2 separate regions of the Homo sapiens genome follow, and region 2 is linked to region 1. A link is an interaction called in ENCODE POLR2A ChIA-PET data of the cell type or tissue named here. Cell type or tissue: GM12878. All regions are shown on one strand. Links, peaks and the distances in the headings refer to the core of each region. The heading gives the core; the rest is flanking DNA. Region 1 overlaps ATXN1 (ataxin 1). Region 2 overlaps JARID2 (jumonji and AT-rich interaction domain containing 2).

The links. ChIA-PET counts read pairs that join two places held together with the same protein. Peaks named below come from ENCODE experiments on the same cell type or tissue, not always from the same donor. Only the 100,000 strongest peaks of a DNase experiment are listed, where the experiment ranks them.
Region 2: POLR2A ChIA-PET joins it to region 1 with 5 read pairs; 1 of 35 experiments calls an interaction of 5 or more read pairs at or near these places.

The regions. Positions count from the first base shown.
Region 1 is chr6:16,473,477-16,480,450 of GRCh38, forward strand. The region is part of intron 6 of ATXN1 (ataxin 1); the gene reads right to left. Among named protein-coding and RNA genes, the nearest start is that of GMPR, 240 kb to the left of the region's middle. RefSeq lists enhancers at 1,450-1,499, 1,520-1,689. In GM12878, for the core only: no CTCF peak of the experiment used is centred there; DNase peaks (open chromatin) are centred at 1,636 and 3,535; H3K4me3 peaks cover 714 bases; H3K27ac peaks cover 3,145 bases.
Region 2 is chr6:15,324,072-15,331,045 of GRCh38, forward strand. The region is part of intron 1 of JARID2 (jumonji and AT-rich interaction domain containing 2); the gene reads left to right. It also overlaps the pseudogene RNU6-645P. Among named protein-coding and RNA genes, the nearest start is that of JARID2-AS1, 79 kb to the left of the region's middle. RefSeq lists a silencer at 3,194-3,243. In GM12878, for the core only: a CTCF peak has its summit at 3,373 (motif pointing right); DNase peaks (open chromatin) are centred at 1,699 and 3,355; H3K4me3 peaks cover 1,239 bases; H3K27ac peaks cover 3,505 bases.

The DNA of each region.
Region 1 (6,974 bases), core at 1,118-5,117:
CATTTTGAGAGTGCCCCAGAGCCTTTAGAACACATTGTTTATTTTGAGGTCAAAGGGAAAAACATGTTGGAAGGAAAAGAGTCTTTGGCTGGGTGATGACAATGACAAGAAGACACTTCCAGAGACTGGAATCTCTTTGACTCAGCCCCTTGGTAGGTGTTTATTTAGAACCCAAGGACATTGGAGTCTGGCAGGATCCCACAAAGGAGCGAGGTGAGGAACACTGGTGGAGTTCTCCCACCAGATTCATACGGATATTGCTGATGACCTGAGCCTCTGTCTTTTCTGCTCTACCTTGAAGGGCCTCCAACCTCTTTTCTGGTCACATTGTTCTGAAAGTACACGTCAGCTTTGAGCCACCTCTCAGTCAAGTCCTTCCATCTTCTCCTATGCTATCCCTGGGTCATCTCTTTGGAAACTTCCTGAATTGTCTAGGCTAACGAGTGTTTTTAGGCTTCTACCACCTAACCATGTCTCTACACATCTCATTGATCATGTCAACATCCTGCTTAAACTCTTTCAATGACCACTCCCCTGTCTTCAAGATAAACTCTAAACTCCTCAGCAGAACTTACTGAAAAGACACTTTATGATCTGGCTTTTTCTTCATGAGACTTCACATATGCCTGACTCCAGCCACTCCAAACTACTTGCTGTCTTCCAACATGCCATGTTCTCTCTTACCTTTGAGCTTTGCTCATGTTGTCCTCATGTGACTAGAGCTGGAGTTTCCCCATCCTTTGAACTGAACAAATTAAGTAATTTGCTTTGGTTAAAGGGAAATTAGCAAGCATCTTGAAGCAGAGCTTGAAAAGCACTCATGCACTGGGGCTTGCCCTTTCTTGCTGCTTTTGGGAACCCTTAGCCTGCAAAGTGAAGAAGCTCAGACTAGTCTACTGGAGGATGAGAGGCCACCTGAAGCAGAGACAAGCTGTCCCAGCTGAAGATCACCCATCTCTCAGGCAAACCAGCCTTCTAGTAGCTATGTGAGTGAGACCATGCTGGATTAACCAGTCCCAGCCAAGCTGGCCCAGACTAAAATAGTCCAGGTGACCCACAATCATAAGATTGTGGTCTTGGCCCTTAACTGTTGGGATGGCTTGTTACACAGTATATGCTAACTGATACATCCACTTTGTTTTCTGGTTAACATCTACTCCTCATTCAAGTCTGAGGATGAAAGCTTCCCTGATCCCAGAAGATGCCATGCTGGTCTGCATCCATGGCAACCTGTGGGTACCATTAGGAGAGAGCTGGTCATGGTGTAAAGGAATTGCCTGTTTTCTCATTTCTTTCCCCAGTGACTGAAAGCTCCTTTAACTACTGTAGGTGCCTAGCCTGTAGCATATGTGTGTGCATACACACACACACACACACACACACACACACTCTCTCTCTCTTTCTGTAAATATTTGCTGAAAGAAGATACAAGAATGTAGATATCCATCTTCAGGCTTTCTTCTATCCTAAATTTCAAAGAATTAGACTAGACTGTTTTTACCTATCACCACCTAGACACGGTAACCACATCAAAATGTATTTTAATGTTTTACTTTTTCAGAGTTCTACTCATATCAACAGCCTTTGGGAATCTCCCTACTCCTTTTATAGATGAGACTATTATAGTTTCCAAACTCACTGTGCCTTTCAGTTTGACTAATACTATAAAATTCACCTAAAATTCCAAGGGCCCTCAGCATATGCACATGGATAATTCTGACAAATGTGTCACCTTCACTGTCATAATTATTCTACTATATACATGTCAAGGAAGCAGAAGGTCTTAACAATACATAACCGAATTCACTGTCAGTGTAATGACAATGACAGTTAATGACAACTCCTATTATAGCAGAAATGTCTCTACAACAAAGAGATGAGCAAGTTGCAACTGCTCACCTGTTCACTTCAGCAACGCATCATGATAGATTTTGTTGTGTGAAATTTATCATAACAGCATCATGGCTGCCACAGTTATTAGGGAGCAATCACTGGGCTAAAAACTTAACAGACTTTATCGCATTTAACTCTCTTAACAGGTCATCAGGGTAGGTGTGGTCAGACCTTCTTTATAGATGAAGTAAATAAGGCTCAGAGAAGTTGGGCAATTTCCCAAAGGACACACAGCTACTGGGTGGCAGGTCTGAAATCTGAACCCAAATGTGATTCAAAGAGTCTCTTATATGAACTAATACTTTAAATCTGATGCTGTTAAGTGGCAGTGATAATGATCTTCCTTTGGAAGATAAGGAAATAGAGGCACCCAGATAGAGAGTAGCTTGCCACTGGTCTAAAAGGGCAGGGATGGGAAGAGAACCCAGGTGTCCCTTCTTAGCCTGAGGTTCCTGCTACTGGACAGAGCCCAAGGTGTCCCTATCTTCTCCTTAGTCATTACTTTTTTTTTTTTTTTTGAGATGGAGTCTCACTCTGTTACCCAGACTGGAGTGCAGTGGCATGATCTTGGCTCACTGCAACCTCCACCTCCCGGGTCCAAGTGATTCTCCTGCCTCAGCCTCCCGAGTAGCTGGGACTACAGGCATGCACCACCATGCCCAGCTAATTTTATATATATTTTTAGTAGAGATAAGGTTTCACCATGTTGGCCAGGCTGGTCTTGAACTCCTGACCTCAGGTGATCCACCCGCCTTGGCTTCCCAAAGTGCTGGAATTACTGTGCCTGGCCTAGTCATTAATATTTTGATTAACGCCTACCCCTGTGATCAACGACAACTTATTCAGGAAGAAGGGTTCTTTCTACTCTAGTATGCTTCCAGTTATTTACTGTGTATCTAGCTAGGTTGTGAAAAGAAAAGAATATGAAGCACGAAGTTCATGAAACCTAACTGGTCTATCATCTACTTTACCAAATTTCTTCTAAAAAAGCAACCATCAAACCCAGAGAAGAATTTGAAGCTTCTAACTTTAATGCCATTCACATTAGTTGTATTTCTTATTCATATGAGAGAACTATCTTTATGACCTGTGCACTATAAAGAATGATGAGTATTTAAACACTAAGTGTTGAATTAACAGTTATATAATAATCCAAAAAAAAAAACAAAAAACAAAAACTGTACTTCTCCACTGTATCAAAATGTACTTAATAGGTATTTATTGTTTCAGGAATATACAATGTCTTCTATCATTTAAATCATTTTGTCAATTTAAAATAATGACCTGGCTGGGCACACTACACCCTGTCAAACAAAACTGATTTACTTTATCTCATACAAAACATCCTGAAAATATGGGATGCTCTGAAAGTGCCAACAGCTACCCTTGGAGTTTTTCTTTTTCCAAAAATTATTTCTTTCAATTCCAGTCCCAGATCTTCACTACCAGCCCTTATTTCAGCTATGGTAGAAGGAGTGAATATACCTTCTGTTGAGTATACAAAACGTGCTAGAAATGGTCAGTTACACCCTAAATGTCTTTCCCATCATAAGCACACAGTTTCATGCAATTATCTCGACTTGAGTGTGGTCATTCAGTGGAACAAATGACAACGGTCATTGAGACTACAAAAACTCTTTTAGTCGTGAAGGGAAAGGCAACAATGCATACGTCATACTTCCTGTCATCTGTGGGTCTTCAATGCTCTGGGGACACCCTTTCATCAGTCTCCCTTGTTCCCCATTTCCTTGCAAAGACCCACCTTGAGTCTCTTTCTTCGTGAAAAATGTCTTGGCATCTCCAGGGCCACACAGACGAAGCACTCTCAGGAGAAAATGTCACCCAAACCCATTGCCTAGGGGCTTCCACAGAGAAGTGGCCATGGAGGGAAGCCCCCAGCTCTGCCAATGTCACTTGACTGTCCATTTTAGATTTCATCTAGGCAAGGCCACTTTGGACAGGGACTTTAAGATACAATCCACAGTATTTCTATGTTCTTTGGATCCAAATCGGAAAATGGCAGAAAAAGTCATTTAGTGCCAATTCAATGTGGCATAATGAGAGGAGAGCAATTAAGAAGATTACAAAGTGAGCCATATTCCTCTTCAAGGCTGGGTGCATGGATAAATTACCAGAGCTCAGTAAGAAGGCTCTCGTTACACTGGATGGCTTTCAGGCCAGACCTGTCAACAGGAAAAGGGGCCAAGAGGGACTGTCATGGTGTTTCCCTTCCTTCTGCCTCCCTTGACCTCTGATTCCTCCCAAACATCTACTCATGTCTCCAACTCTGCATGCCAGTGCTGATAAACAAGCAAAACATTAACCTAATTCACAAGAAAAACTGATACCATCAGATGCTTTGAGATCGCCTAACATCTTGGCCCGGCAGTCCCCACATTCTGCCTGGACTACCCATTAATTCATTTGTTATTCTCCGTGGGATTCTATCTGTACCAGAAAGACCATGTGGTCCATGATCCTTAGTAAGTGACACTCCCATGATACACTTAGTAAGTGACGTTTTCCTCCTGGAGGCCTGCCCAGATGAGGGAAATGGAAAATCCTCTTTGAGCAAGGTGACTGCCAACTCCCTTCTGACCCTCTCGAGGCCACCCTCTTCCACCACCACTCCCTTACTTGCCTTTAACGAAGTGCCAGCCAGCACGTTGCTAGGACAACTGGCGTCACTGCGGAGGCACAGAAATAGATCACCAGTGGGGCTAGGAACCTGGATTATAAACGCCAATGACAGTGATGAGATACTGATTGGCAGCTAATCTGTCCCCTATAGCAAGTGACCGAGTAACACTACCCAGTGGGCAGCTCTCACCTTGACACACTACCCTTTCATCTACATTTGTGCTTGATGTGGTAGTGACTGAGAAGGGGCAAGGAACTAGCTTTAGATAGGAGCTGCATGACTCTGTTTTGAATTATGTGAGCCAGTAGATATGTAGTAACCACCTGACATTTGCACCTTTAATTTGTTAGTTTCCTGAAAATTAGGGAGGAAGGCTGTTCACAAGCCGAAGTATGACAGCCAGAAACAGGTAGAGCCATTGAGGTTGCCAAACAGAAGGAAAAAACAATCTGTTTGGACAAGCAATAGCTTTCTCCTTTCTGAACAATAGCGTTCTACTCTTCTACCTTCTTTTAGAGATCAAAGAAGGAAAAGGCAAAGGAAACCGGAAAACTAGGGCTTGCCATGGTTGAAGAAGAGAATAATCTTTGTGCCCAGTTCTCTTTGTTCTGCAGGGTGAGTTTTACAATGCTTATAACGGGTAGCAACTCGTAGGAGCCCCATGCATTAAGACTGCCTATCAAAGTCTTGGATTTTAGCCCTGGAGAAATTACATTTTTTTTTTCAATTCTATGCAAGCCACAAAGGCTTGGGAAGAAGAAAGGAAAAATGAAATGAAGAGCAACCTAATGGAAACTTTAGAAAACCATTTTATCAAGAGCATTTTTATTTCCAGATGCACAAAGGAAGGCTGGTGAGGATGGCTGATGTGCAGATTGAAACACGTAACCAACAGCCTGGGACCTGTGCAGGGGTCCAGCAGCGAATTCTGACAGCAATGTGGGCAGGTCACCTCCCAGTGCCAGGCACTCAAGACTGGGAAATGATCACAAGATGCTGTTTAAAAATGTATTGAGAAAGAAGTAGAATTTAAAAGTAGAAGAAGATGGTTAAGAGTCCAAAGAGCATGATGATAAAAACCTGTCTGAGTTTTGGAAATAAAAGATTATGATAGAGGATAGCCATTTGTATACCATTTATGTTTCCATTTAAGGAGACTCTCCTTAAGCAAGTTGTTTCAGGAATATAAGCACAAATACAAAAAAAAATTGCTCTGAAAACTTAATTTCTCTAACATAGGTTTGAAACAGCTAATTTGCTATCACACCTCAAAATCATTTTATACTTGTCAAAAATGACTTTTTCTGAATCATGTAACATACTTGTTTAGGTGTCTGGAAAAGGTTAACATAATCTTCAGGATTTATAGAAGATGGATTAATTCTTTCAGTCTACAATTCTACTTAGCAATAATTTATTACATAGCTACCACTGGAAATTTAACATGAATTTAAGTTGGAGACATGGTTAATATTTTTATGGTATAATATGATTCTTTTACAAAAGTGAAAAATTTAGATAATTAAAAAATGAAGTTACCTTTCTATTTGTCTGTTTACATTAGTCCTAAGGAGTAATTTATGTGTTGTTAAGAACCAATAGATTTTGTTTGGGTTCTATGACTAAACAATGTCAACTAGTTCTTATCACTATTCAGTCATCCCTGCCCTTCTTTATTGTGGATTCTTGAACATTGAGCACTTCGAATTTATACCACCTAAAAAATACATCTTTAGTTTTGTTTGGGTTTTTCTGTACAAAGTTCAGTTGGAAACACTGCCCTTACTAATGCTGGGAGGCATCATTCTTTAGGCATCCCAAGTTCTTGCTTCAACTTTTACATATAAAGATCCAAAATGTGCCAGGCGTAGTGGCTGATGCCTATAATCCCAGCATTTTGGGAAGCCGAGGTGGGCAGATCACTTGAGCTCAAGAGTTTGAGATCAGCCTGGCCAACATGGTGAAACCTTGTCTCTACAAAAAATACAAAAATTAGCCGGGCATTGTGAGGCACACCTGTAATCCCAGCTACTTGGGAGGCTGAGGCAGGAGAATCGCTTGAACCCAGAAGGTGGAGGTTGCAGTGAGTTAAGATCGTGCCACTGCCCTCCAGCCTGGGCAACACAGCAAGAGACTTCATCTGCAAAAAAAAAAAAAAAAAAAAAAATATCTAAAATGATCCTGAAGAAAATGGTGGCCTGGTGGCCATGTGCTACAAATCCTCATGCTATGTTTTTGTCAGTGTTCAAACCAAACAATTTCTGATGGAAGGAAAGCTCTGGCTCTGAGCTCTCACATGCCCAGACACAGAAGTAGTACATAAAATACTATTCCTAGTCTCTTCTCAAAGCATCCTTTGTCTTCTCTAAATACACATATATATTGGGTTGAAATTCCACCTCTGCTTGAAGGCTCAATTTAGATGTCTTCCCTGAAATTC
Region 2 (6,974 bases), core at 1,572-5,571, 1.1 Mb before region 1:
CTCAGGCTGAGGCAGGAGAATGGCATGAACCGGGGAGGCAGAGCTTGCAGTGAGCCAAGATTGGGCCACTGCACTCCAGCCTGGGGGACAGAGCTAGACTCTGTCTCAAAAGAAAAAAAAAAACTGGAAAAAAAAAAAAGAAAATCCTTTTTGATTTGTATGAAGCCCAAGGTATTATCATTCATCCTTTTTGTGTCCTAGGAAATCTTTGTATAACCTAAGATTGGAAGGATTATCTCTTGTGTTTCCTCTTGGAGTTTTATAATTTTTTCCCCCACATTTTGCTTGTGATCACTTTAAAAAGAAAAGCTTCACGAATTTGCATGTCATCTTTATACGGGGGCCGTGTTATCTTCTGTGTAATGTTCCAGTTTTAATATATGAGCTGCCAAGGTGAGCACTATGACCCCCCTCCTTTTTCTTCTTCTTTTTCTTTTTTTTAAAAGACAGTCTTTGAACCAGGCTGGAGGTTCACTGCAATCTCCGCCTCCGCCTTCTGGGTTCAAGCAGTTCTCCTGTCTTGGCCTCCCAAGTAGCTGGTACTACAGGCGTGCACCACCACGCCTGGCTGATTTTTGTGTTTTTTTTTTTTTTTGGTAGTTTTGTAGCCTTGCTTTATTTTCCAGGCACTTTGCAAACTCCTGAGTTCAAGTGTGATCCTCCTGCCTCGGCCTCTCACAGTGCTGGGATTGCAAGTGTGAGCCACCGCTCCCGCCAACTGCTTTTTGAGTTAATATTTGTTTGGAGCAAAGTACGGGTCAGAGGTGGTTTTGTTATTAAAAAAAAAAAAAAGAAAAGAATGTCTTTTGTTGTTGTTGTTTTAAACTCTGAAAGCATTCCCTGCCCTTTGTCAAAGAATTTCAACAGCCCTGAAAGGAATAAAGTAATAAGTTGCACTCAAGCCTGCCTAAATCCCTTGCTGGAGGAGATGCTTTTAGAGTTTTTCTGTGTATTCGTATGTGTTTATAATTTCTTTTTTTTTCTTTAATGAGGACCATACCACAATTTCAAAACTTGATTTTTTTAACTTAATTTAGTCACCACCTTTACTTCCTCTTCAAACATGGTTTTTCTTCCCATTTTCTTTCTTTATAAAGACTTTTATAATCTGTACCTTGTACCTGAGGGAATTGTGTTGTTGTTAATTTTGACTTTTATTTGCAATAAGAACTTTCGAATTGAGACCCAGTATTTGTGGCTACCTGTGTGTGTGCACACACACAACTGAAACAATTTCAGCTTAGCCTCACTCTCCGTGTTATATTGTAATCTATCCTTTTTTTCCCCCTATTTAATTTAAAAGAAAATTGCTTGTCAAGAGACCCAGCATATTGATTTCCTATTAGGGATCAGCGGTCTAGAAGTACATCTTGAACATTCACAGCTTGTCCTGAATTTAGCTGTGGGAATGTCTAAGGGTACTTTGACCAGTCCATACTACAGAGACCCTTTCTTCATGATGGTGTGGTGTGCAGGAGGGTGTTCAGGGGTGACATGATGTTCTTTTTGTCAACTTGGGACTTTGATTTCACCAGAGTAAAGAGGATCGTAGAAATCTTGCTAAGTCAAGGAAATTCTTATTTACCGCCATAGACTTTGCTCCATCACAGCGGTTCTCAAACTGTCATCTAGGGATCCCTAGATCATAGTCCCTTCCTGGGAGTTTCCAAGGCGAAAAGTAGTACCATGGTAAAAACTGAGACATTATTGTCTTCATTTTCTCACAAATGTGCAGTGGGGCTTTCCAGATACTACATGATATGTGATATTGCATCAGATTGAATTGAGTTATGAGAACTGTGTTGACTCCCGTTAAGCCAGATATTAAAGACTTTTGCAGAAGTGGAAAGCAGTGCCACTTTTCTCACAGTTTTTTCAATGTGTAAAATACAATTTTCATAAAAATTTTATTTCTGTTAACATGTAATGATTGTATAATTTTCTAAATGAATTAATATGAAATTTGTTTTAATTTCTAGTATGGTAAATATCAATGTGTATATGAAACCCAGGTAAACAGTAGCTTTTTTGAGTCCTGAAAATATGCAGTACACTTCTATGCAGCCTCTCCTAATTGCAGAAGTATCAACCCATGGTGAATTTTGTTTCATTTACACCTTTACTCTAAGTGAAGCAAATCTCAGACATTTTTTTGGGGGGTGGAAGGTGGAGACAGGGTGGAGTTCAGTGGTGGTGCCATCATAGCTCACTGTGACCTCAAACACCTGGGCTTATGCAATACTCTCGCCTCAGCCTTCTCACTAGCTAGGACCGCATGTGTGCACCACCATACCCAGCTAATTTTTATTTTTGGTAGATGGGGTCTCACTATGTTGCTCAGGCTGTCCTTGAAGTCCTGGCCCCATGCCTTAGCCTTCCAAAGTGCTGAGGTTACAGGAGTGAGCCACCACGCCTGGCCTGTCAGTATTAATGTTTTTATTTTCTTTGGAGACAGATTCTGGCTCTGTAACCCAGGCTGGAGTGCAGTGGCTCGATCTTCGCTCACTGCGACCTCCACCTCCCAGACTCAGACAGTTCTCATGCCTCAGCCTCCCAGGTAGCTGGGACTACAGGTATGTGCCACTGCACATGGATAATTTTGTATTTTTAGTAGAGACATGGTTTCACCATGTTGGCCTTACTGGTCTCAAACTCCTGGCCTAAAGTGATCAGTCCACCTTGGCCTCCGAAAGTTCTGGGATAATAGGCGTCAGCCACCACGTCCAGCACAGCATTAATTTTTAAAAGCTGTGAATTCTATTTAGAGAAAACATACCCATGATAATGATAACATAATGAGTCAAGTGTTCAGATTTCCCCTACTGTCAGTCTCATGTTTTCAAATAAGGTCTATACATTGATACTGGTTGGGTTGATAAAACATGTTTGTTTTTAATCTCTCTGTCCCTTTAATTTGTTGTTCTTGAGGAAATGAGGTCACTTGTTCCAAGTGCCACAGCTTTTGAGAGTGAAGGTGGGTCATTTAATCTGGCAGCAACATTTGGGCCCGACCTGAAACACGGCTGATGGGTTTTGCTTTGGGATCTTTTTTCTCCCCTTTCTCTTACTCTGTTAGCCTCCTTCCTCCTTTTCTTTTTTGGGGTTGGTGCTGTTTCTTTTTTAAAAATTTGTTTTTTAAATAGACAAATAAAAATGGTAACTTCTAGGTTCCTTTTTTGTTTTCTTTTTTAAGAGACGGTCTTGCCCTGTCACCCAGGTTGGAGTGCAGTGGTGCTATCATAGCTGGCTGCATAGGTGCCTTTTGACTCGCCTCCACCCCACCCCTGCACATTTTCATATTATAGTCCCTTATCAGTCTCAGGGCATAACTCTGCAGTATGTGTAACATTCAGCATACTTGGTGAGGCCACGAGGGGGAGATCTGATGATGGCATCTAGGGCAGGTATAAATGTGAGTGATACTGCATTCAGCTGCCATCCCTTCCATTCTGGAAGAGTGTGTGTGTGTGTGTGTGTGTGCGCGTGTGTGTGCGTGTGCATGTGCGTGCATCCCCGCATGCTGCCAGTGGGTGGTGGGGAGGAGTAGAGAGGACTAAGAATGAGGGAGGGAGGTCATAAAGGACACAGGAAGCCTTGGAAAGAAGGGCACGTAGCAATCTCTGGGGTAAAACAGCAGAACTATAGAAATTTGGTTCTAGGACAGTCTTTATAAAAAGAATAAATTCAAGAAGCAGATGAATGGGCTTGGTTGTGACCTGGACTGCAACGCGGTCTCTGCTGTCTTTACTTTCACATTCTTGTCCTTCAAGGCTCAATGTTATGTCTTTTGTGAAGCGTTTTTCATCCCCCACTTAGATGCATTTTCCGTGTTGGAGTAGCTGTGTTGTGCACCTCGTTTGTATTTGTCTCCACACACATTATACAGTATCTTGTTTGTTTTCAGAGAACCCCTACCATCCCCAGCCTAGCCACCTTTGATTCATCTTAGTGGATTGCCAGTGAATATTTATTACAGGCCCAGGACATGTAGCTGTTCAATAAATATTGGTGCAATGGAAGACTCTCCTCTGTGTGAGAGTTCATGAAGGGAACCAGGAGGTGAATTTTAAGGGTCAGTGGCTTGCAACACTCCTGGAAGGGCTTTCCAGGACCTCTTCTGAGGTCCGAAGAAGCAAAGATCACCCCCCACAAAGTCACCTGTATGGAATTCAGGTAGCGATAGAGCTTGTGAACAGGATCTCCAAATTCTCCAAAACATAGTAAAGCTGCTATTTACTGGGCACCCGCTGTGTACCAGGCACTGGGCAGGATGATATGCTTTACATGTATTACTTGCAATTCCTAATAACACCAGTGTCTGCAGGTTGCTGTTGCAGGTTGCAAGTTACTGTGCTGCCTTATACCTGTAGTTACTTGAAATGCTGAAAATCGAAGGTAATAGAAAAACTTATTATCATTTAGTGTCATTGGGAGCGTTAAGTGATTAGATGTATGGTGCTTAGAACATTGCTAAATTTTATTGACTGCTTAATCCTGTTGTTCCAGAAGCAGAATTTGATGTATACAATTGTTTATCTAGGTTGCCCAGTGTAATATAGTAAGTGTTAAAGCCAGGACCACAGCCTCGTTTACTCCAGACTTCAGAACATCCATACAGTCAAAATGTGTGTCTGTGGCCTCAAAGTAAGAGATTCAGATGGTCAAGAAACACCTTCCTCTGTTTCAAATTCACGATGACTTCATTTACACCTGTGCAGCACATGTTAATATGGCATGGGCTATTATTGCTGCAGGAAGGGTACCTGTCAAGTATGTAGAGTGCAAAGGACCCTTCCTTAGATGTCTAGCTGCTGAGGCCCCACCTGTGTGGGGATGGGCATGGAGGCACCTGCCTTGTTCAAGAAGCCTGTGAACAGTGACCAGCAGTAAAAGCCAGAGAGATCTTCAAATGTAGTATCTTAATAATGGGCTTTTTTTTTCTAGTTCTTCTTTTTCCCTTGGGGCCACATGAGCATCTGTACACCTATTGTAAACCCATTGTGTCAAGGAAACAAAGTAGGTCAGAAACAGGATTTAGGAACCCAAAGAAATAATCTTTGTTGATGCTTAAATTGAATGAGGCAGAAACAAATGTCTCTTTAATATGGTTTTTTTTTTTTGGGGGATTATTTTGGTATCACCCCAAGCCTGTAATTCCCTCCTTAGTCATCATCTTACTATCCCTTGGGACTCTGGCCTGGGATTCTTCTGCTTTGTGGTTGTGATTAATCCTGCAATGAGTGAGTTGGGGAGGGATGGGCCTGGGGAAGTCAGCTGCTGCTAGCAGCAAGCAGGGGTAGGGTTTATAGGGAGAGTTGACATCCTGCTGGGATCTAACAGAAAAGTTTGAAGATTATTGTGCTGAAATAAACTAGCTCACAATTTTGCTGTTTGACTCAGGGCAAGCTCACTGTAAATCTCAAGGAGTACTGGACTGTATGATGGCCTCTTTTGCTGTCCTTATCCCCACTGGAGGATGCACAGATTAGTTAATGTCTCCCTTTCATGAATGCAGCTTTTATCTTTAATAAGCGGGTTAAACCGCATGCGCTCTGTCTAGTCTGTGAAGGTCAGCCAGCCATTCGGATTTTATCTTCCCATTTCTAGACTGCTGACAGAGTTCTTGTGCAAAGTTAGGAATCTTTGGGTTTTAAAATGTTTTCTTCCTTTGCCCATCCATGACATGCCCTTATTCTTGAGGGGAGGAAAAAGAAGGCCTGAGTCTCTGTTAGGTTGCAAATATTGTCTATTTTTTGGGAGTGATCTTTGTAGAATCTGGGCAGTGACTTTTGTTGTTTTGTAGTCCTGATGATTTAAAAAACATATCTCATATATTTCTTTACATACAGCTCAGAGCTCAACATTGAAATAGATGTTCAGCAGATTCTTGCCCCCACTTAATTTTCACTGGGTTTCTGGGTTTTTACTGTGATTAAACTTGACATTCATTTAAGGAATGAGTTGTGATGTTCTCTGGTCATGACCTAAGGAAAAGGATATATATGTGCTCTAGGAGTGAATTCTGGTGAGAACGTTTGTATTCTTTCCTTTCCTCTTTGATTTCACAAGTCAGGCTGTAACTTTAAAAGAAACTATAGGGGCTGTTCCCCAGGTTATTCACAAAACGAGTCTTTGTCTGCTTTTTCATTCACCATCTGGTATACAAAGCTAAATTGGAATCGTGCTTGTTTTAATTATTTTCTACTTGTGTGGCCAGGAGGTTATTTGGTCTGGTGAGGTTACATTATAAGCCTGCGCACTCATTAATACCACCGAATCCACATCCTGCGCCAGCATTGGAATGGTTAAGTTGATCCACTTGTGTGGCCAGAGTTTGATACAACACAGTGGTCACGACCACATTACCGGAGGAAGTATGGTGTGTGGGTTTTGCCCTCTTCTTTTTTCATTTTTTCTTCCAATAATGTTAATTGTTTCAGTGTATTTTTTCTTCCAGTAGAAATATGACTTAGGTTGGCAATCTTAGATTAGTGCCTGGTGTTTATTAAAGGGACAATGTATTTCAAAAATCAGTTCTAATATATTAAAAGCATAGAGTGTAAATTAGGAAAACAGTCAAAACATTTAACATTTTGAACACTTCACAGAATGAGTAATGGAAATAGTGTAGCCAGAAACTTCTCTGCGTGGTCATTATTATTGGTGAATCAGCCAAAAGATGCAATCATTGCTAAGAGGTATTGTTTAATACTGGGAAAGTCACATCAAAAGCTTTCTCAAAAAATATATATTTTAAGTCCTCCTTCCATTCTTCACTTTCCTGTCTTGGGGAGACAGAATACTTCAAAGTAGTCTGTTTTTAAAAGGTGACTTCTTTCAGGTTTTGGGAAAGAGTGTTATGTGTTGTAATTAAGTAATTGTTCCCTAAGATAGTCCTTAAGTACAAGGACATCTCACTAGACTTCATTGTCTTGTGAAAGGAGCGGTATTTCAGGAATTAACTACTCATTTAA